3 separate regions of the Mus musculus genome follow, and all the other regions are linked to region 3. The links are chromatin loops, found by intact Hi-C in ENCODE. Cell type or tissue: left cerebral cortex. All regions are shown on one strand. Region 1 has its middle 11 kb from the start of Gm34087. Region 2 overlaps Lncenc1 (long non-coding RNA, embryonic stem cells expressed 1). Region 3 holds the start of Gm5086 (predicted gene 5086).

The links. Hi-C counts contacts between places; a loop is a spot of excess contacts. Peaks named below come from ENCODE experiments on the same cell type or tissue, not always from the same donor. Only the 100,000 strongest peaks of a DNase experiment are listed, where the experiment ranks them.
Region 1: it touches region 3 in a loop (6-fold over the local background); 4 of 42 quality-filtered maps call a loop at or near these places.
Region 2: a loop joins it to region 3, with 7 times the contacts of the local background. A loop is called at or near these places in 3 of 42 quality-filtered maps.

What each region holds. Positions count from the first base shown.
Region 1 is chr13:97,629,306-97,637,305 of GRCm38, forward strand. No RefSeq gene overlaps it. Among named protein-coding and RNA genes, the nearest start is that of Gm34087, 11 kb to the left of the region's middle. In left cerebral cortex, a CTCF peak has its summit at 7,035 (motif pointing left); DNase peaks (open chromatin) are centred at 2,727, 2,964, 3,743, 4,415 and 1 more place; H3K27ac peaks cover 7,009 bases.
Region 2 is chr13:97,439,372-97,447,371 of GRCm38, forward strand. All of the region lies in intron 1 of Lncenc1 (long non-coding RNA, embryonic stem cells expressed 1), which reads left to right. Among named protein-coding and RNA genes, the nearest start is that of Lncenc1, 8.4 kb to the left of the region's middle. In left cerebral cortex, a CTCF peak has its summit at 3,137; DNase peaks (open chromatin) are centred at 463, 1,754, 1,970, 2,617 and 2 more places; H3K27ac peaks cover 2,823 bases.
Region 3 is chr13:97,556,704-97,564,703 of GRCm38, forward strand. Gm5086 (predicted gene 5086) reads left to right here and starts at 3,297. Exons shown (of 3, transcript NR_046157.1): 1 at 3,297-3,503; 2 at 7,157-7,282. In left cerebral cortex, a CTCF peak has its summit at 5,830; DNase peaks (open chromatin) are centred at 3,123, 3,663 and 5,707; H3K27ac peaks cover 5,221 bases.

The sequences.
Region 1 (8,000 bases), 73 kb after region 3:
AAAGCTGTGGGTTTGACACCCAGTGCAGGCAGCAAAGAAGAGAGCGTCACAGTGCCCACGATGCTCAGGGCATAGGCGCGTGGTCTCTTACTACAGATAGGGAAGAAGCAGCAGCCTCTTCCAGCAGGGCAGCCTGGCAACCTCTGCAGAGACCAGCAAGAAAAAAACCTGGGGCAGGGGTGGGAGAGATGGCTTAGGAGTTGCAAGGGCTTGCTGCTATTCCAGAGGACCCAAGGTCGGTTCCCAGCACCCACAGGAAGAGGTTCATAAGTGCTGATAACTCCGCTTGTAACCTTTTCTGGCCTACAAGGATACCTGCATACATGTAACAGTGACTCAACACACACACACACATACACACACACAGAAAAAAGGCAAAAAATACATAGACAGGAATATTATTCCTATTAGACAAATTTGTCATGAGCAGTGGTGGCTGACAGTAGAATGCTGTACTTGGCTGTCTTCAAATCAAAGTTATTGACACTTATATACCATTGCAAATTGAATGATGTTCATAGAATATTATTTTAAGGATATATTTATTTTATTTTATGTGTGCGAGTGTTTTGCCTGAATGCACATATGTATACCCTGTGAATGTCTGGTGCCTGAGGAGGTCAGAAGAAGGTGTAAGATTCTCTGGATTGCTATAAACCACCATGTGGATGTAGGGAGCAGAATTCGGGTACCCTGCAAGAGCAACAGGCACTTTACTGCTGAGTCATCTCTCCAGCTCCCGTAATAGAGTCTTAAGTGAAAACGATCTTAAGTCAGTTTAAAATCAGCAAATATGCTTTAATTCTGTGCTGGTATCTAAAAATATGTCTACATTTACTAAATATGTATATAATATACAGGAAACAAAGAGGTGTATAATATACAGGATACATATATAATATACAGAATATATGTGTATAATATACAGGGAACAAATATACAGGAAACAAAGATGAAATGGCATATATCTAAATATAATCAGAGATTACCTCTAAAAGGTGTAATTATCAGTCTTTGATAGTAGTTTCTTAAATTACTGCATCCTTAGGTGTCTTTAAAATGAATGTGTCTATACGATTACAAAATGTATGAACAAAAATCTGACAGTCGTTTAAAATGCAGGTCAAATTGTGTAATAGTGTGAGTGTGAGCCACTCACGGAATAAACGTGGGATCCCAGCATTTGGAAGAGTTGATTAGGAGGAGCTTGATTTCTAGGTCAGCCTACCTGTACCTCCCATTGAAAAATATTTAGCATATTTCTTACTTGTACAAATTTAACCAATACCGTAAAAATAAATCATAGATACTAATATATAATGTAGATTGTTAGGTTACAATCTATGGCATTATATTTATGCACAATATAAATATAAAATAAAAAGCAAAATCCCTCTTCAATAAATGACTTTCTGAAGGGCAAGGAAATCTAGCCACCTTTTACCTTCCGTGAACACAACCCAGTGTGGCTGAATTCACATGAATGCACTTACCATCTGAACCATCGAAGAACAGTCTACAGAAGTGGTTCTCAGCCTTCCTAGTGCTGCGACCCTTTAATACAGTTCCTCAGGTTGTGGTTGACCCCCAACCATAAAATCATTTTCATTGCTACTTCATAACCACAATTTTGCTACTGCTATGAATTGTAACACAAGTATCTGTCGTGCAGAGTATCTGATGTGTGACCCCTGTCGGGTTGAGACCTACAGGTTGGTCTATGGTCTTCATTTATGAATAAGTACTAATCAGAAAACCACACAGTCATAGAAGAGACAGTGTGCTGCTGTGAGCTATCCCAGCACAGAAGCACGGAGAAGCCCAGCTGGTCAGACTCAGAAGCAAACAATTCTTCCCAACTCCAGTACAGCCCTTCCCTGAGTGGAAGGATGATGATGTAATGATTGGGATGCTGGAGAGCAGGGTAGCTTGGTGAAGTATTGAAGGTCAGACCAAGGGGTGCTGATAAAGTGGACACTAGGAGGGAAAAATCTATTCGTCTAGGGCGATGGCACTAAGACTCAATCAAATGGCACTTAGATTCCACCTGAGAGTGGATTTTTTTTTTTCAAAGCCCTAACGGAACCAGTGCTTTCTCTATCAGCAAGTAATGGGAGCAAGCTTCTCTTCTTTCTCGTCCATCCCCCTGCCTTTGCATGTTTAGAATCCAGGAGGATCAGAGCCTGCCAGGTGACTTTCCCCTACGTATCACCATCCTCTGTGCAAAGCATTTGAAGCTGGCTGAGAAATGGCTATCCACACAGGTCATACCTCGTGTGGAAATCTGCCGATACCAAAGAGGGGAACTTGTGTCTCATGGAAGAGACATGAGCATCCTGCCCCTGTTGCTGTCCCCTGGTCCCTGAGTGCATGCCCAGGACACAGTCAGTTTCTCTAGGCTCTAGTCTCCTTGAATAGGAAACAAGAATAGAAGTCCATTCTTGTGTAGTATTGGGGCGGGGGGGGGGGGGAATCATCCCAGATGTTTCTAGTTCATTATTCATTGCCAGATTTCAAAGAACAAGAACATAGAGGAGTTTGCAAGAGTTTTGAAAACACTCCATGTCTGGGGAAAAAAAAAACCCAACCCAAAACCACAGATCATTTCATTGTGTTCTGCTGGAGCGAGAGGACGGGCGGTTTTCACTCATAGCATCGAGAACCTGCAGTTCCTGCTTTAGCTGAGCTGTCAAGTTATTTTCAGGAATCAGCTAGCCGCGTTTTAAGGTAGATGCATGTAAACTATAATATGACCATGTGAGGACAGGGAGTCTCCCAGACCTGTCCCCGGCTCTGTGTCTGCATAGATCTGACATATGCTTAACTCCTGCTGCTTCTCTTCCCGACTCGACCATCACCCACTAATCTGGTGTGTGATGAGGACCATGAACTTGGAGGAAGAAGCCTCTGCAAGTCCTCTGCCTTCGATGTCTATTTTTTTTTCTATCTACAGTAAGGGATGAGGTTTTAACACCTATCTCAGAACCGTGGGAGGACGAATGAAATCACACATATGATGTTCTCCTACTTTGCCAGGCAGCAAGGAAATGGTTTTTAAGTGTCGAGTTGTGGAATCTGTTTCCCATACCAGAAGACTCCGGGCATCCATTCCTCTGTGGCTTGCAATGCTGAGGCTATTCATCTTTGCTTTCTTGACATCTTTCTGTCTCTCTGTGCGTTATTCCCTTGGGTGAGGCTCATCAGTACCCCCCCGCACACACACAAACACACACATACACACACAAATACCCCACATGCACACCCCCCCACATGTACACACACACCCCACATGCACACACACATGCATGCACACACACACACACACACACATGCATGCACACACACACACACACACACACACACACACACACACACACACATACCACATGCACATACATACACACACACACACAGACTGCACATGACAAAACAATAGGAAAAAGCTAAAGGTGAAGTGTGTGTGTGTGTGTGTGTGTGTGTGTGTGCGCGCGCGCGCGTGCAGGTATGTATGCCTGTGAATCTGGAAACCAGAGGTCAACCTTAGATGTTGTTCACCAGGACATTGGCTGTCTTGATTTTTGAAACAGGATCTCTCACAAAGACTTGAGGTTTGCTGAGTCTGGCTAGCCAGTGAGCTTTCCCCAGCACCAGAATCCCAAGCCCAAACCATCATAGTTAGCTTTTGTATGGGTGCTGGGGATCAAATTAGATCCTCATGCTTGTATGGCAATCCCTTTAGTAACCGAGCCATTTCCCAATCCCGTGTGTGTTATTTTTGTGCACAAAAATATTGTGCACACCAGACTCCGCGTAGAACATGACATAAGGTAGAATAAACTTTATTTAAGCATCAGAGAGCAGAAATTTTGATGGGGATCAAACCTGAAGTTCACGAAGGGAGAAGTTCCTTAAGTATGCAGCGCTTCCTCTTACTGTGTTTGGAAGAGGCGGTATGATCCTGTTTCTCCTTTGCTGCCCTCTTTGAGCTCACTTCTCTTTGTCCTCACTTCTGCCTATTGTGATTGTTCTCGGTTGTGTTCTGGACCCCAACAAGATACTGCTGGCTTATCATTTAGCACCCATAAGCTATTTACATATGACACACGCTGTATGTATGCTCTGTGCTCCAGTTCCTCATCTTAGTAGACTACAGGAGTCCATGCCAGTCCCTGGAAATATTGACCTTGGTCTACAGCTCGACAATGAGTTAGTGACACAAGATGTTTGCCAGTGTCTTGAATAAAAAGGGACCCAGGGCAGCTCCCGGCTTAAACTTTCCATCCTGTGTAAAGAGCATGGGTCTCATTGCTTGCTCCGAATTAAACTAGCCCAGTGCTTAAATATTCATGCTTTGCTTATTTCGGGATATTTAATTTATTATGTATCACTTTTCTGGGGTTTTATATAAACTTGCCTGAGGACTTTTTTCCCCCAGTTTGAGTGCTGGCAGAATGTTCCCTTTTCTTTGGCAGTGTGTTGACGAGTTAAAGAAAGTCTGCTTAGCTGGGAAGATGATTTTCTTTTTACAGATTGCCCTTGCACCTTAATAAAAATGATAGTGGAGTCATTACCACCAGAATTAATTAGTCTTTAATGATCATTAGTGTGGTGTCCAATGTGAGGTTCCATTAAAACATCTGCTTAGTGTATTCCCAAGGCTGGAAGCTGTTCTGGGCTGCAGGATCAATTGAGGATGGCGAGAGTGAGGGAGAGGCAGATTTCTTCCTTTCTGTCCATCTCCCACTGAGAAAGACACTCTTGTCTCCCCCATCTCTCATATCCTCACCCACCGTCTCTGCCCTGTGAACTCATGGTGGGGTAGCCTAGAGAGATGACTGCTCCTTAGAGCAGGGGATCACATCTCCTTCTTCGGCTTCCCTTTTGCCTGACTTAGGCATGTGTGAATTCTGGCTGAGTCTGGGTCTGGTCTGGGGCAAGGGGCTGGGTCTGGGTCTGGATCTGGGGCGGGGCTAGGTCTGGGCCTGGGTCTTGGTCTGCATCTGAGGATGGAGCTGAGGCAGAGTTGGTGAAGGCTCAAAACTCCAGGGTAGCACAGACTATTTCTCCCCATATTTAAGATAAAGGAACCATTGATTAGAAGTCAAGAGACTCTCTGCAGGAGCGAATCTACGGTGACTCTTGGGCACACATTTTCCTCTTTGGTACAAGTCACATGCCTGCTGTGCTCCTAGTATATAAACACAGATCACTTGATTATCAAGTGTTAATTAAAAATGACATGCGTCGCCCCTCATCCCCACCCCCACACATCATAAACCAGCACTCCTTCTTGCCACCACCCACACAGCATCTGTTGGAGCTTACATATGAGTTCCAGTATTAGCCTAGGAAAATCACAAAACAAAGTTAGAAATTTAAATTAGCTGCCATGGAAGGAATCATATGTCATCCCTCTACTCAGAAGCATTATATAAGCAGCACAGAAGAAAGGAAGACGGGAAAGGGGAAGGAGGCAGAGAGAATAGGGTGGAGGAGAGGAGAAGACAAAGGAAGGAGGAAGGAAATGAAGAGTGGGGAGGGGCAGGGGAGACAGAAGAAGAAGCAGGAGGGAGTTGACAGAGCAGCTAGGTAAAAAGTTGAAAGTATGCAGAAGAGAAAGTTACAAATTACTGCTGGACATAGAGTGAAGACTTTAATAATAGTTATCTGCTTTAAAAATGAGATCAGGTCATAATTTTATAAGATGGTTTCTTTGCAAATTAATTTACAAACTTAATATACACTTATTCCCGAATAAAAACTCGTAGAAAATTAAAACAAGTTATTCTAACTTTTTTTTATTTTTCAGAGGGCTAACTAGTTTAATACATTTTTATATTTGTAATGGGATAATCAACTGCCAGATACAAAATGGAAGAGACACGATATGGCAATTCACATGATACTATTAATATAAGAATAGACTGACAGAGACTGAAAAGCCTGAAGCCAATGGATGCATAGATAAGCATCTTATAGAGGGTAGAAATGACATTCCAGACAAGCAAGGCAAGTATGGGTTGGTTATATTTGCTCTGAAGAACACCCCTTGGTGGGCTGTTATATCTGAGTCTGCTCTAACAAATTCCCCTCAACTCAGTGGATTAATGAAACAGATTTATTGTCCCATAGATCAGGGGACCAGATGTCAGTGAATCCTTCCCGTTCAGTCAGAGTAGGCTGGGCAGAGGTCCCTGTTGAGGCTGTAGGTGAGGTCCTCTTCTTTTCCTCCCCATTTCTGGTGGTCGCTAGTTTCCCTGGGCTTGTGGGGGCACCATCTAGTCTTGACTTCTGTCTTTGCATGGCTGTCTCCTCTGTGTGTGGCAAACTTTCCTAAGTCTTGCAAGAGCAGTACAACTAGGTTCTTGTGGCACTCAGCTAACCCAGGATAATCTCCTCATGTCAAGATCTTTAACTTAGTCCCAGCTGTCAAGATCTTTCTGTGCATATGGTAATACATCCAGGTTCCAGGGATTAAGACCTGCTATCTTTGAACCAACATCATTCACCTTACTGCAATCAGAGTTCAATTAGATTCTTATCTCATTGGTACATCAAATAAGCCTACAATACGTTAACTATGCAAATAGAAGATGTGAAAGCAAATAGCTTTGTGATCTCAGAGACTGTCTTTTGAAGGATGAAAGAGAAGATTGATAGTTTTCCTGGGTAGAAATTAAAAGCCTGCTTTACGTCTAAAATTACCATAAACAAAATTACAAAGAATCGCCACATTGCAAAAAGAATTTGTAAGAGACAAAACGTTTATGTCTTTAATGTTTGAGGAACTTCCGCAAGTCAGAAAGAAAAAAAAAAAGTCTAATGCAACAATAGCCCCAGAGACAGTGACAAAGTTTTCACTAATGTTGAAAATTTTAAAAATCGATGGACATTTAAAAATGTATTTTTATGGCTCAGTGGTTAAGAGCACTGACTGCTCTTCCAGTGGTCCTGAGTACAATTCCCAGCAACTACATGGTGGCTCACAACCGTCTGTAATGGGATCTGATGCCCTCTTCTGGAGTGTCTGAAGATAGCTACAGTGTACTCATATACATAAAATAAATAAATAAATTTTAAAAATGTATTTTTATAGTAGCTAAATTCAAATTAGACATTAATGGTGTATTAGCTTTAAACTAACAAATTGCAATATTCAATAATGACAATGAAATGAGAGATTGATGCTTTCATGCTCTGGCTGGCATGTTATTGGTACAAGCTTCCTCAATATATATAGGAAAGATCTTTATGTTCTCTTGGAAGCAGAAGGCACAGTTTTAAGTATGTCAATAAGTGAGTGACTGCACACAGAACGGGACATGAATGTCTTTCCCAGCTTCATTAAGACATGCAGAGATGACAAACTGCCTAATTCCCACAAGAGAGGTTGTTTAAGTAATTTCAACACGACTATAGACTGGGATATGCTGCAAGCCTTATATAATAAATTCTGCTTAATGAGATGGAAACTTTATAATATGTAGTTACATGTAAGAAGCTAGGAAGTAGACTGCACATCTGGGCCCGTGAGTGCATGTGTTACACATGCGTGTTTGGTTGTGTGTGTGTTGAGGGAAAATGTGAATGGTGGTTATCACTGGACCACAGGATCATGGGGAACCCTCCCCCCTTAGAAACAGAATGATAGATCCCCAGAACACTAAAAATAGGACCCTCGTGTGATCCTACTGTCCTAACCACGAGCATGCTAGAAAGAATCTATGTCTGAATTTCAGAGAGGCATTTGTACCTCCACATTTGCTGCAGCTGTATTCACAGTAGTGGCTATATAGACTGCCTAGAAGCCCACCAAAGGATAAAGTCGGTGGGGTATACACACAATGCATGCTTACCCGGCCACATAGAACAAACTTCACTGTGGAAAAATGGGGGGACATAGAGATCATCATGCTCAGAGAAATAAGCTCCACCCAAAAGGACAAAAGTCGCATGCCATCCTCTGTGTGCAGAATCTAGATTTTAAAAGGGAATGCAAG
Region 2 (8,000 bases), 120 kb before region 3:
GAGGGACGGAGCTGGAAAGCTCAGTTGCAGAATAGTGTTGAGGCAGGAGGCAGCAGTGGGTCAGCAGGCTCAGGGGAAACCTCCAGTATGGCTCATAGGGAGTTTCTGAACCACAGAGTGGGTAGCCGAGGGCGGCAAAGAGCAGCAGAGGCTTGACCAAGACTGGAAAATGAGGTTCCGAGGGAGGGAGAAAGGTTGGCCTTGGCTTTCCTGGCAGGGTGGGGGCTGAGGCCATCTGCCAGCACACCCGAGGATTGCCATATTGTCATTATTTGAGATTCACAAAGACTTTCAGCAGCCCTGTAACCGACTCTCACTGACACCCCAGCCCTACATCTGTTGATCTGCTTTTAAATGTGGTGCGATCTTCCCTCCCCGGTATCTGCAGCGATGTAAGTGCCAGGCGTGACAGGCCTGGACAGGAGCCAAGGAGTATTGATTACATACTGTCTGTCCTCTAGTCGAAACTTGTTTATGTTCCAGAGTCAAACATCACCCAACAGGAAGGATTCTTTGTGGGAGTTTTCCAGGAAACAAAATCAGAAGTTGGTTTTGCATTCATTCATGTGTATTTAAAAGGGAGTCTCTGGCCTCTTTTTAAACTTCAAAGAGAAGAGTCATATAGGAGATGCCACGTAACATCTTCTGACACAAAGAACTCTGATCTGAACTCCGGAGGCCACTGTACCTTGGGGTAAAGGACCTTCTAGGTTCCAACTAGGGTGGTGAACCCCAGAGAAGAACCTAGACTTTTGACATATGAATGTTTTAGGTTTAAATTTTGTGTAGATATGCATGTGAGTGTGGTATATATGTGTTAGATATTGACTTCTGAGTGTGCTTATGTGTGTACGCGCAGAGGCCTGAGGAAGATGTTGGATGGATGCTCAGTCCTGTTGATCTCCCTTGAGGTCTCTCATGGAACCTTGAGACAGACTTGCATCCTGCAAGTCTCTTTCATCCCTCTGTCTCCACACCCCTCAGCACTGAGGTTACCGTGGTGTGGGGTCAAGCTCAGCTTTTTGTTAGGGTGCGGGCATCCTACCCAGGTCCCTCACACTTGTGACGCTGCCACTCCTACCCACTGAGCTATCTCCCTCATCACATCTCCTTTTAGATCCAAATAAGCACTTTCCAACAGTAATTCTCAGTTCTTTCCTGTATGTAGCTTGCATAGTGAAGTTGGCTAATGTGAATTTCATAAGTTCGTGAAAATCTGTGTCAGCCAAGGGACCCACTAGTATCTACTGAGAGGCAAGAGGGGCCAGAATATGAGAAAAATCTATACACAGGAAGTCCGAGGGGGGGGGGAGGATGCAGACATTGCAAAGAGAATAGGTTTTGCAGAAGATGGCTGACACATTTGACTTTATTCATGATAGTTTTACCATGTAAACTAGATGATTTTTGGCAAGGGTTTGAATGGAGTGCAATTTATTCCATTTTTTTTCTTTACACACACACACACACACACACACACACACACACACACACTGAAGGAAAAAGCAACAGTGTTTTCAGAAGAACAGCATGAGTTATTCACTTAGAGAATGTTTAGTCTTGCAAGGAGTTGACACGATAGAGTACTGTCCCTGACACCTCTGTCTCTCACTACCACCCCAAAGATCTCCAGGCCCTGTCACGTTACAGCGCACAGAGACTGCATAGCTGTGACTAGTACAAGAATCTTGAAGACAGAGTTTGTTTTCTGGATGGGCCAATGCACTCTCAGAAGAGGAAGGTAGGAGTGTTAGGTCAGGAGGGAGGCAGAAAGCTGGGTCAGGGCATGTGCATACAGAAGCAGAAATCAGCGTGATGCCAATCCTGGAAGCAAGCTGGGAGCAAAAGAAACCAAAGGAGCCAGGCATCCAGCAACCGGAGAGGGCAGGAACTGGAGAGTCTCTGCAGAAGCCTCTAGAAGAAATGCAGTGCTGTACTGACACCCAACTTTAGCCCTTAGTACCCACTCTGGCCATCTGACTTCCACTTTGTTAAAGTTACATTGTTTCAAGCTATTACGGTCTGAGTTCCTTGTTACATCAGCAAGAGGAAACTAATAATAAACCTAGTGAGTGGTTGGATCGCTTGGAGTTTATATTGTTTCTGCATTCTAGACCTGCTCTTAAGTGTCCTATGTGATAATTCACTTCACATGTTCTTCTTTTGTAAGCCGTACCTCTCTATGTGTGCTCTATGTGTGTGTGTGTCTGTCTGTCTGTGTGGTAGTGCTAGGAGGTCCTGAAGATGGAACCCAGGGTCTTGAAAGCTCCACCCTGTCCCACTCTTGCTTTTACACGCCCATCTCTATTAGCGGAGAGCCCCCAGGGGAAGAACAGCCTTATTCTAGCTCCGTGTCTCTGCGTGGGCGCCGTGCTCCGTGTGGGGGCCTTGCACATTTGCTGAGTAAGCGACTCAAGAAAAGTGCCTGGGAGACAGGTTTCAAGTGGATTCATTGTGACTGTCCTCTCTGGTTTGGTTAGATGGGGGGGGGGGTGTCACTCTTCAATTTGAAGATAACAACCTTAGAAGAAAGGCCCAGCCTTGCCCCAGCCTTCACACTGTGTGTGCCTCTGGAATGACTCTTCTTTTTGGATGCAGTCTGCCCTGGGAGCTGTGGGCTGAGTTCCTGTGAGATTTGTTGTCTCTGCTGGATTCCATACCAACAGAAGCTGGGTTCTTGAGAGAACTGCTTCTTTTTTTTTTCTTTTTTCGTTCTTGCTAGAGTTCCTGTGGAATCTAGAGAGTGTAGTGTGAACTTAGAATTACGGCTTTTCTATGTCAGCAGTTCTTGGGGTGGGGGGTCCTCTGCCTCAGGGTGCTGAAGAAAGTCTCTTTGTCACCTGTCACAATACTACCTCCCTCTACCTGAGAACTGATTTCTTTGTTTCTCTTCTCCCCCCTTCTCTATATATGGAACTTTCCTTTCCCCAGCATTGGGGCATAACATGCCCCTCCCCCACCCAGCTTCCACCCCCTGCTTCTGTTTCCCTCTAACCCAGCTTGCCGGGTCTTTGTCTGCTGCTGGTGACAAGCAGTTCAGGAGTTCACAGCACACATTCTCATGGTGAAGACAACTTCCTTTTCAAAGAGGTCCCTGGGCATTTCTAAAATGAAGCCCTAGAGGAAGAGGAGGAGGCTGTGCCGCCCGCCGGCTCTGCCTCTGTCACTGCACAGATCCCCCACATTGTCGTTAACCGAATAGAGGAGGAAGTGGGCATCTAGCACAGGAAGCTAGGAAGAGGAGGAGGATGTGCGCCGGCTCTGCCTTTGTCGCTGCACAGATCCCCGCATTGTGCTAGCTTCCTGTGTGAGATGCTCACCTCCTCTACCAGGTTAGCGACAGCTCTCTCTAAAACACATGTTGGGCTGAAAGACTGGTTTTCCCTGACAGATGAAGGAATTTCCATAAAGATAATTAAAATAATGTGAAAGGCATATATGGCCCACACACCTGAAACCAGGGACTTGGCAGATTTTCCTACACCACATACACAGGGGCATTAGTGACTAAGGTAAGAACAACCCAAGTGTCCACCAGCAGAGTAGATAATGTTTGAATGCATAAACAAATGTGGCATTTGCATACAATGGGACATTAACCTTAGAAAAGGGTGATATTCTGATATCTGATGCAGGCTACAACATGAGTCACCCTTGAATACATTTTGCAGAGTGAAGTAAGCCAGATACAGAAAGATAAGTACTGTGCTGTTCCGCCTCTGTGGGAGAACTGAAAACTCACAGAACTGTGGTCACCAGAGGCCTGGGGAGAGGGGCCATGGAGTTACAGTCTAAGGGGTCAGCTGTTCAAGGAGGTGGATGCACACTAACATGCATCGGTTTAATCACTAGGTACTCATCATCAAGTCTTTTTGTTTTTGTTTTGTTTTGTTTTGTTTTGTTTTGTTTTGTTTTTGTTTTGTTTTTTCGAGACAGGGTTTCTCTGTATAGCCCTGGCTGTCCTGGAACTCACACACTCTGTAGACCAGGCTGACCTCGAACTCAGAAATCTACCTGCCTCTGCCTCCCAAGTGCTGGAATTCAAGGCGTGCACCACCACTACCCGGCGTCATCCAGTCTCAATGAAACTGACCAGTGCACTTGGTGTGGTGACACTTGGTGTGGTGACACTTGGTGTGGTGACACTTGGTGTGGTGACACTGGTAGAGCTTACCTTGGCCGTCCTTTTACCACAATAGAAAATGGGAACAACGAGGAATATGGGCATTATAATTTTGCTGTTTCTTCATTATTTATTTTTCTTTTTTGGCCAAGGCTGCAAGTAGAAGGTTCAAACGATGTACAAATAGTTGGAGATTTACCAACCAACATCGCTGCTGTTTGTGTATCATCTATGCTGTGATGTGAATAACACTTATTCAAACACCAATGAGAATACATTTTCCTCCTAAGTAATTTTTTTCCCTGTGACTTTTGTACACCAATCTAGGAAAGAAAACATATCTATTGAGACAAATACATGCTTTCAAAGGTCACCAAAATAAACTTGGTGACTGTGGCAACCCTTGGAACTGGGCAGAGGAACCTGCATTTTGCAATGCTTGCGCACACACTGAATGATACTACTTGTCCTGGGTTCCCTGACTTCATACAGGAAATATGTGACCTCCGGGTCCTCAGGCTCTCTGAAAGGGAGCTTTGATAAAGACAAAGCGAGCAGGGGGATTCCTCTTGGTTCAGGTAATTTTTGCGGCTGATAGTTGTGATCAAGTTTTGAAAAACAAATACCACCTGCTCACCGCTGAATCTGGGAACAAGAGTTCCAGTGGAAGGACGCAGATTTGATGGCCAGAGGCCCGGGGTGCTTGGCAGGCTAACAGGGTGATTTTTTTAGTGAGTCATTTTGACATTCGGTGACCCACCTCGCGCCCATCAGTCTTCATAGGCCGGCCCAGGGTAAATGCCTGTCTACAGTTTGGGGCGCAGGCCTAGTGGAAGCAAATGTGCCACCTCCAGGGGAGCATAAAAGACAGACCATAGGAGATCACAAACCTGGGAGACTCCCGCCTTTGTCCTGACCGGTCATTCAGTACTATTTAAAATATCACATTGAAAGTTAGCTCCTTCTTCTTCCCTGCTTCACTCCCGCTCTCTTCTTCCTTCCTTTCTTTCTTTTTGCTTTCTTTCTTTTATTTTCTACCTGTTTTTTTTGCGGCTCATGCTTCTTACCCTTTATATCATCCAGAACTACACATGCCTGCTGATACACTTATGTGCATGTGCACATGTACCCACACACACCACACCCTATACACACACCATACACATGCATATACATACACACATCATACACACCTCATACTCACACCACACCCTACACACAGACGCACGCACACCACATCCTACACACATACTCACACCACACAACCTGCACACACACCACTTTTTATGCACACACACATACACCACACTTTACACACACACAGCATACATACCACACATACCACACCGTATACACACCCTATACACACACCACATCCTACACCATACACACACCATACAACCACACACACCACATCATACACACATGCACACACACCATACATCCTAAACACATACCACATCCTATGCACACACACATATACCACACACTACACACACACCATACCCTATACACATACAACCCACATCCTACACACCCCCACATACATCACCCCTCCACATACACACACTACACATATCACACACATCACACCCTACATACACATACTACACATATCACATACCTCACCATACACACACTACACATGCATACATATGTATGAGCACCAAATTAATCTCTGCTTTTTTTTCTTTCATGTCTTCAGAATAGAATTATAGGTAGCTATGATATAAAATCGAAACCGAAGGGAGCTGGCGGATAGAATAGAAAATATAGAGAAGACGTGGGCATAGCCCTTCCTTAGAATTTTCCCTTCTGCGGTTCTCTTCAACCACTGCACACAAAAGCCAGGCCTTTCCAGATACCAGGGGTACTGGAGAGCCCAAAGTGGGAACAACCAAGCATGCTATGTCCTTTTTGAAGCAGGGGCTATAATTCTGCTTGGGAGATGCTGTGCTACTGAGGAGCTAGCTGATAGACAGCATGGGAGGCTGCAGGGTGAACCTTCCTGGGGCTGTGAGAAAGCAAAGGCTGTTTGCTGGCTTCTCTCTCTCTCTTCCTCTCTCTCTCTCTCTCTCTCTCTCTCTCTCTCTCTTCCTTTCTCTTCCTTTCTCTCTTCCTCTCTCTTTCTCTCTCTCTGTCTCTCTCTCTGTCTCTCTCTGTCTCTCTTTTGTAGGGAGGTCTCTGTATAGCCCAGGCTATCCTGGAACTCACTCTAGACCAGGCTGGCCTCAAACTTAGAAATCTACCTGCCTCTGCCTCCCAAGTACTGGGATTAAGGTGTGTACCACCACTGCCTGACTTGCTGACTTCTTTCTATCTCCATGACTAGACTCAGGTTGGCAGGATGATCTGAGAGGTCAACTTAACAATCTGGAGCACAGATTGATCAACAACTGGAAAAAATTTATTGTAGCATTTGAAATGTTAAATATCAGCAGTAATAACTGTAGTAATGATGATATTATTATAGCTAAGAGACCAGCTAGGTATTTTTATGTGGCATGTTTTGAATCCTGTGACACAGTGCTGTTTTCTTTGCTTCAAACTCTGGAGACAGCTACTATTGTTAAAAGCAATACACAGGGTATCCCCTGTGGAGAGATAAGGTATATGCATATTGAAGCCTTGGAGTGACCATTTGAGCAGATATCCATGATTCATGAGTTGGACAGCTCCGAACTGCAGGTGTTTGGAGTTCCAGCCAAGGGTGGGAGTGGGGGCAGGGGAGGGGGTCATATGGTAAGTATTGAATCCCAGTAGAGAGGTGACTGACTAGAGTGGGGTAGTAGCCTTCAAGTCGCAGGTTAGAGGTTAGGTTGGCATGTTCTGCCAGGTAAAACAAGTCTCAGTTGCCAGCTGTGATTCTTCCTGCTGAGTTGACATTCTAGTTTGTGGATGGAGCGTCCGAGGACGCCACAGCTGCCTCAGTGTAATGACCTCCCATTTAATCATCATAACACTCCATTTTACATATTGAGGCTACAAGAAGCTATTTACCTAAGGACTGGATGACTAAGAGGCAGACGCTTCATTATTTGTCCGTGTTTCGCCTCCTCCTTTTACTTCTTTAAGATTGGTGGTTCCTGTATTTGACGACGACGATGCCTCCCGATCCACCATAACCATCAGGAAACAAAGTGAAGTGTTTTTGGAAAAAAAAAATCTCCCTGTGGTAGAAGAGGGAGACAGGCAGTTGTCTGTAGTCATCTGGTGGCCAGCTAAGGTGGCAAGCCTTCCTTCCCATAGGCCGGTTGTTCTGACAGCATGCAGCAGGCATGCTTTAATTTAATTAGCTTTGAGGAGGTAAGAACGGACAATTTTGAGGTGTGGTTTTTCTTGAGGTGGTGTGCAGATACGTAAAGGCGTTTTTTTAAAATGGTGTTTTAGTGGGGCAATTACAGAGCTTGAGTAATTTTGTGTTTCGATTAGGGAGAGTCAACATTACAGTGTAGGGTGAGGACTCACGCTGCCAGGGAGAGACAGACAATTGGTGGCTGCCTCCATATGGAGAGCCCCGGCCCTTCATAGGTGTCATCCAGTCAGTGACTTGGCGATTCCTGCCCTTTCCACTTTCCCTGCTGTGTGCGCTGGGCACTTGGCACTGGAGGACTTTGTCTTCCATGCCCCTGCCTCTGTTTCAGAGTGGGAGGTGTAGCAGAGCCTAGAGAGTAAGATGAGGGGGAGGTGGGGGATTGCTTCTCTGTTCTGTGTTGTGCTTCTAAAAATTAGTTTCCTCTTGAAGACAGCTCCAGCAGGCCGCTCCTCCTTCAGGGTTTCACTACAAAATGGACCCCAGGATAACGATACCTCTTTCCTGTGCCTTCAGTCCCGGATGCTAGCAGTGACTCTCATTCAAAGGCTCCGCCCAGAGTGC
Region 3 (8,000 bases):
TGGAGACTACACACACACACACACACACACACACACACACACACACACACACACGTATTTAGCACTTTCTAATGTTCAAACTGCTTATCCATTAATTGAGCTAAATTATATAGAAGGTGAGAAAAGCAGTTGCTAGGCCACTTTGCACACAAGGAAAGGGATTCTCACGGGGCTAGTGACTGTGTCTAACCAGCAAGTATGTGATCTCACTTCTTTGAGTCTTGGGTGTTTCTCCTATTTGTTTTAAGGCTTTATTTGGATAAGTTCATTTTCTTGTTTTAATAGAGGAGGAACAATGCCTCTGCAAAAATAGATAAGTAAATTAATAACTAGCTTTGGCAAAAATCTCTTTTTCCTAGGATGGATGCAGCAAGTTATAGCATGTAGTATTTGAAGACCATGGCAAAATAGCCAAGGTGTGATTACCTCTAAGAAGATCTGTTGTACCTGGGGATTCAGTCCCTGGCTATGGCAGCATGGGAGATGCACTCTTTGTCAATTTGAATGAAAATTAGCTCAGAGAATTGTGTCCATCCTAATCCTCAATAATGCTTGAATACTGAACAGCAGAAAGAGAACCCAGACATACCAGCCCAGTAGATGAATGGCTTTTAGAAAGTAGAGTGCTGTGATGTTCTAGGTTTAAGAAGGGGTTGTCAGAAACGAGCAATCAGAACAGATCCTACAGTGCACATCTCTGAGTTGGCTCCACAGGTTTAACCTGCCATGGATGTTCACAAGGAAGAGGAGAAGCAAGTCTGGGCTGGAGAATCACCTGGGAGGATATGGAGGCCAGTTAAGACGGCACAGGTGCTTCTGTAAGCTGGTCACTTTTCAGGAGTGATCAATAAAGGTGAAATTGTTATTGGGGGAGGAAGATCAACAGTGGCTGAGTATTAATGACAACATCCTTGGTATTCTGTCTCTTAACTGTCATTTTCTATTTTTTAAAAAATAATTATCTCATTTCTAGAGATTAAATTCCAGAATAAATATAGACCTGTGATCCATTTTGCTTCATAACTCATTTGTGATAAAAGATTAAGACTATCAAGGTCACTTGTCTTCATGCCCTTGCTACCCATTCAGCCAAGGCTGGGGAAGCCCTGTGTGTGGATCGGAATATGCTGGGCACTGGGCCTCTGTGTTTGCAGCTGAGGAGAGATAAGAATGGCACACAGATGGCATATCAGTCTGTCCTGAAGCCATCAACTCAATGCATCAACTCAATGCAAAGACCTTCTGTTGTTGGAATTAGAGGAAGAAGATGCTTAGTGCTGTTGAGTGGCAAGAAAGAAAAGAGAATCATCAGAGAGGGGGAGCCCTTTCCCAGGAGCAGTAAGTTGTTTTATTCAACTAAATAAAAGCCCAAGGAAGTTTACTAGCAGATCCTAGGCAGATAGATAAGCTGAAGTCAGACTGCGGGTAGTTTCAGTGTCTGACTAAGAGACTGGCAGTGGGAAGCTAATAAAGAATCAGCTGAAGGCACCTGCAAATAGGGCCGTGCCTCAGAGTGATTAATGCAGCTGCTGTGTAGGGTGAACTCAAGTGGAGAAATGCAGCAGAGAGAGACATACATCAAGTATGAGGATATTGTAACAGACCAGATGAAAGACCAGATAGCTCTGAGTTAACAAAGGTGACACACAGGCTATGAGCTATTCCAAAATCAAAACCAGCAGGCTCTTGGATAACGTGGGTTTTGAGGAGCAATGAAGGGGAATGCAAAGCAAAGGGCTCACGTTTAAAAGAAGATGCCGAGATGCCATCTTGGAGTATGCAGTTGTGGTGGTTTGAATGTGCTTGGCCCAGGGTGTGGTGCTATTAGGAGATGTAGCCTTGTGGCTTTGTTGGAGGAAGTGTGTCACTATGGAGGTGGGTAATGAGACCTTCCTCCCAACCATGTGAGAGTCAGTCTTTTCCTAGCTGCCTTTGGAGCAAGAAGAGGAACTCCTCCAGCTCCATGCCTGCCGGGATACCCCCATACTCCCACCTTGATGATAATAGACTGAACCTCTGAACCTGTAAGCCAGTCCCAATTTAAATGTTGTCCTTTATAAGAGTTGTCTTGGTCATGGTGTCTGTTTAGAGCAGTAAAACCCTAAGACAGTAGTTGTTTGTTAGGACTATCCTGACAGAATAGCCACTTTCTACACAGCTCAAGATCACTGTTCTGAAGACTCTAAGTTCAAGATCAAGGTCCTGAGTGGAGCTAGTCAAGCCTTTCCTTCTGGCTTGAAAATGGCAACCTACTTGCCTTTCTTCCTTATGGTCTTCTCACGGTGTGAATACACCACTGATATTGCCCCTTGCCTCATTTCCTCTTCAGGCCATCCATCGGATTAATTAGGGCCCTGTCTCCAAAGACAGTTCCCTTTTAAAGAGGCTTTGACATATGAGTGACCCAGCTCAGCCTATGGTAAGTGAGGAGCTTGAGGTCCTGTGGACACATGGAGGTGTCTAGAAAGTGGCTTGAGGCATGGACTGGAGCATCGGGGACTGGAAATGGGAAGCTCAAGATCATGGAGCAAGCACATGAGATGAAGTCAGGAGAGAAGATCAGTCTCAGGTCACAGTGAAAGGCAATAAGAAGGTAACAATAGCTGTCGTGTGTTGATCTTACTATTTATCAGTTCAGGGCTAAGTCCTGTGCAGGCTTGGATCAATGGCTATGAAAGGGGGATCTTTACTGATGCCCTCAATATCATTTACCCTGAGTAGGTAAGGGAGCAGAAGTTTGTAAAGTGACTTTTTAAAGGTTTAATAAATAGTTCAGAGTAGGAGAAGCAGACTATAAAATTGTACGTCAAACGTCAAAGAAGATGCTTAAACTGTGAGACGCACTGAGACCAAGGAAAGCGAGCAGAAGGAAAAGAATGAAAGCAGAGGTAGGATGAGCGTTTGTGGAGGAGTTGGAGCACGTGTGAGAGGAAGAGGGAGGTCAGAAAGAAAAGCCAGGAGACCAGAGGACTACAGTGGAAGGTGACTGTGGGGCATAGGGATCAAGGCCAAGTACAGCAGAAGGCTAAGAATTAAAAATACACCCGTGGGCCGGGTAGCAGAGAGCTGCGGGTAACCTTTATGAGAGTTGGTGTTCTGCAGAGCTGGAGGCTGGTGACAGATGGCAATGTGTGGAAGGGAGAAAGGGAAGCGAAACAGAGGAGGAGGTGGCAAGCTTCGTCATGAGAAGGACAGAGAGCCGGCTGTGGTTGCAAGGGGAAGCTGAACCAAGGGAAATTTATTTTCAGAACGGGACAGAAAGCATCCGCAGTATTAGTTGGTAAGGAAGAGAAAACATAAGTTCTGAAGGTTAGAGAGAAGAGACAGTCCAATGAAACTTCTGCAGAGGTGAGGGGACAGGAGCTCAGGTCGAGGTGTGTTTCTGAAGGGACTCGGAGATGTGAGAGAACTCACTAAGGAAAGGTGATGATGGATGAGGCATGGGGTGAGCTCATCTGAACCAAGAGTTGCCTCACAGCAAATGAGATCTTCTGATGAGTTGGGTAAGTCTGAGGAGAGACTGAAGCACCTGCTGTATCAACCCATAGATTGCAGATGATACCTGAGTTTAACAGAGGCTCTGGTCAAACCGGCTCCGAGAATCTTCTGACACGAAAACTCTCTGGCATCTTATTTTGAGATGTCGAATGCAACACCATAGACTTCAACACAGTTTTTTTTTCAGCATGGTTTCTCTGAGGCAGAGTGGAGAATGCGAGTGCCTAGCAATACAGAAGCCACAGCTTGGGCTGGGAAGACTTGGGGCAAACCGAGGCCTGAGAATGGATTCAAGTGGATATAGTAGGATGTTGGGCTTCGTGTGAGCTCTCTATATACCTGAATATACACACCATTTCCAACCAGACAGTATTTAGGGAAGGGCTTCTATATAAAGAGCACTGTCAACTCTTGGGAGATGGCTGTTGTAAAGATTTTCTAGTTTGTCGTCATGCATTCTCACCTTTAACCTATGACAGAAGCACAGGCATGTGTAGAACCTGGACTAACAATGGCTAAGTGCTGGTCACATGCCTTCCCATATTGACTTTGCAGATGCTTTTAATTCTTTAGAGTTAGACTGGGTAATAACTAAATCACAGAATCAAGGTACTCAGCCACTAGCAATCTGTCTTGGTAACACTGAGAACCAATTAATTAGAAGGTAATTTAATAACATTGCCTCTACATCATCCACATGATATAGCTGAGGATGCTGGGCTTTTGGAAGTCACAGTTATTGTCTGGAGAAAGCCCAGGTATGAGTGTACTGCCCTGTGTGGGAGTAGGTCACAGATATGCAGCTGTTCTCTGGACCTTGTCCTGTCTCCTGAGAGCATTGCCCAATGACTAAGTGATGCTCTGTTTGGACACTGGGGTAATTCCTCCAAGGGAATTCAGTTCAGTCAAAGGAGAGCTCGGTTTAAGAGTTTGAATCTTGTATGAAGTAGATGTTGAAGTAAGAAAACAGAAGTAAGAAAACAGGTTTCACAGATGATGCAAGGTTGTGCACACCAGAAAAAAAGCCAGAGGGGAACAGGGATCCCGAGGCTGTGATATCTCCCAGGGCCAGGCAGTAGCTTAAGGCTGATTTCCTCCTTTAAGGTATATGTGGGTTGGTTCTCATGTATTGAAAATCAATCAGTGCTGGGGAAACTGTCAAAGGGTTTTCTTGGGTCTAGTATTGTAGCCAGGACCATGGCTTTATGCAGGCGAGCTTGCAGACAGTACTTGAGTTTACAGAGGCCAAGGTCAAACCTGTTTCAAGACTCTTCAGACACAAAACTTCTCTGGCATCTTATTTTAAGATGACGAGTGCAATACCATAGATTTCAACTTTTTTTTTTTAATGGAGCTAATAAAAATTCAGCACGGTTTCTCTGAGGCAGAGTGGAGAGCGTGAGCGCCTGGCTGCACGTGCTCCAAAGTAAGAGCTTTTTAGGCTGTTCCACAGGTGCATGATTTAAAAGTTAAACCCCATTGTCCTCAAATGAGAGACTATGGGAACACTGGATGGAGAAGATACTTGGAGGTTGTTTAGTCTGCGTGCAGTAAAAAGAAAGCCCAGGGCCTACATGGAGTTCTACCCAGGGTTGCCAGATGAGTAAGTAAATATGTCCCTGGTCTTCCTTTTGCCCAAGAGCCCAAAGACTTATTTATATTTACTACTTAGTGAGCACTTTCAAAATCGACTCAATATATCCGATAGACATTTAAATGCAAATTGAGACCCCAGAGAGGATTTATACAGGATGAGGGCTGGTACTATAACAGAGAGATGATCATATCAGAAATAGACTGAGGGACTCCACTGCTTTAATGCAAAGCTGACTTCCCTGCCAGCCAAAGCAGAAAGGAAAGAAGAGAAAACCAAATCAAACCAAACCAAACCAATAGCGAAACAACCATGAAGTCTATACAAGAAATGCTGAATGAGCGACCATTCCCTTTGAAAGCTTCTGGTTTTCAAGGAGGAAAGCTCCAAGAGGGACTTGTTGAGTGTGTTATGGTATGATACTGGCAGCAGCTAAGTTTGCGTTGCTGTACTCACAGTATCTGATAGAAGCAACTTTATTTGGGGTCAGCATAGTTTCATTCCATCATGGCAGGAAAAGCGTGGCACAGTCACTCAGCTCATGACCAGGAGCACATGGCGGAGGCCGTTCATCTCACAAAGACCAGGGACCAGAGCCTAACTGGAAACATCTGTGGTACCAGAGCCTCAGTGCCTATTCTTAGTGACTGACTCAGCTACCTAGGTCCTAGCTCCTAAAAGCTCCCTGAATAGCACCGCCAACTGGGGAACCAACATCAAAGCCATGAGCCTGATGAGGGCTATGCATGACAATGGATAATAACAGCCAGCTCTATGACTGCTGTTTCCTATATTGACTCTTCAAATATCGAACATGATCCACAGTCGCACTGGTGGAAAAGAATTCTAAAGAGAGCTTGATGTAGTCTGTGTGTAAATGCCTTTGTGGTTTGACTTGAAGGACAGATTGGCTTGTCACTTCTATCCAAGGAAGTCCCTAGCTTGATGTGACAGGCAGGAGCCAAAGTCATAAGATGAACAGTGCAATGAAAGGTGCTCATTTTACTCAAATGTGGGAGTGGAAGGAGACAAACTTAAGGAGCTTAACTGGTACAGAGAATACTACACGATGAAAGGAACCTGGCTATATAAAGATGCATGGTACATAACCCCAAATCAGAAGGGTTTGGGGTGTTTTTAGATGGAATCTCTGAGGGAATTTCTTCTCCCAGCAAGGCACTTCAGACTGTGATCCTAGACATTGATATAAGTACATATTTTATTATACTTTATATGAGTTTCTTACCTTTTTTTTAAAAAACCAGGAATTAGATGACTGATAATTCAAAATCGGGGTCCCTCCTAAGCACTTAAAGGACAGTCATTGTAGACTGAGAGAGTAATTCTAATCTCTTTTATTCTTAGCAGGTAGGCATTTAAAAATGAGATTTTACTGTAAAAAATGGATTGACACCCCTTCACTACTGCATCAGAGAGTGAGGAGGGGGAAAACCCCACTACTCTAACAAACACACAATGCTAGTGCACAAGATACATCTGGACTGAGACGCAGAGAGTCTGTGAGACGCAAATGAGAGCTTAGTTTAAGAATCTATGTAATTCAGCGAAGGGTTTTACAATTTGCTTGTAATTCTCGTTGCCACGTTAATTACTTTGTACTGTTACCAGCATCAGAGAGTGTAACGAGGGCTACAGACAGGGTGAAGACTTCTTCTGTGTAGAGAATAAAGTTCAGAATTTGCTTTGTTAGCTGGGTGTGGTGGCACATGCTCTTAATCCCAGCACTGGGAGGTAGAGGCAGGTGGATCTCTGAGTTCAAGGCCAGCCCTCATTCTAAGATAGCCAGGACTATAGAGAGAATACTTGTCTTGATAAACAAAAACAACAAACAAAACAAAACAAACAAAACAAAACAAAACAAAACGAAAAGAGAATAAAGTTCAGTTGAATACAGGGACATAGAGGCAGTCCACCTTGTTCTTCCAACTGACACAGTCCTAAGTCTTCAAGATAATTTAGGTTGTGAATGCTACTTGTGCCTCTAGCCCATGCTTGGCTGGTGATGACATCTTTGTATAATTTTCTTTCCTTTTTCATTTCCAGGATTTTCCACAGTCCCAACTACAGCACATTCAGGGTCTTATGGAATCTTTCTCATCGGGACTTCCTGGGAAGATGGGAACAAATGCCTATTCACGTCAGATAGGGCCCGGATGACAGACAAGAGAGGTGAGTCCATTCAAGTCTGACAGGCTGAACCAGAGAGTTTATTGGGGTTGCTTACAAAGCATGGGTGCTGATTTAGACGCACATGAGTGACTCAAAGGCCACTGTATCACCCCAAAGCCCAACCCAGCATGGGTGGCGACTCAGGCAAGGTACATCCTTGGAGCTCCATGCACAGCTTGCTCTCCCCTTGACTGGTCTGAAGAAAGTCTTTGCCCTAGACAGGTGTACCACTTCCATAACCTGTGTGTGTGTGTGTGTGGTGGGGGGGTTCCTCAGGAATTGTGTGCATTCCAGATGCTTCCACAGCCTTTTAAGTTTCACTTTACCCAAATTCTATGAGCCTCCTTCTTCCTTCTAGAGGGGCAAGTTTCAACTCAGGAGGAAATGGGTACCCAGAACTGTAATCGATCCCTCTCTAAGTCAGTGGCCAATGGGTCTATGGATGGTCAAGTTTCTGTCCACCTCTGGCTTGATTTTCATCATGCTGCCTCAGATGCCAACTATCCCAAACTCTGGTCCTCAAGGGTGTATTGCTTTCAACAATTCATTGTGGCCTTCTCTGACATGTTACTCTAGCATCTCGCCAAGCCTTCTTTTCTTTAGCAGCATGCATAACTACCATTATATAAAACAACTGTTTGACATTTGATGATTGGATTTATTGACGATCTTCCCCCACTAGAATGTCAAGTCCACGAGGGGATAGGTCTGGTTTTGC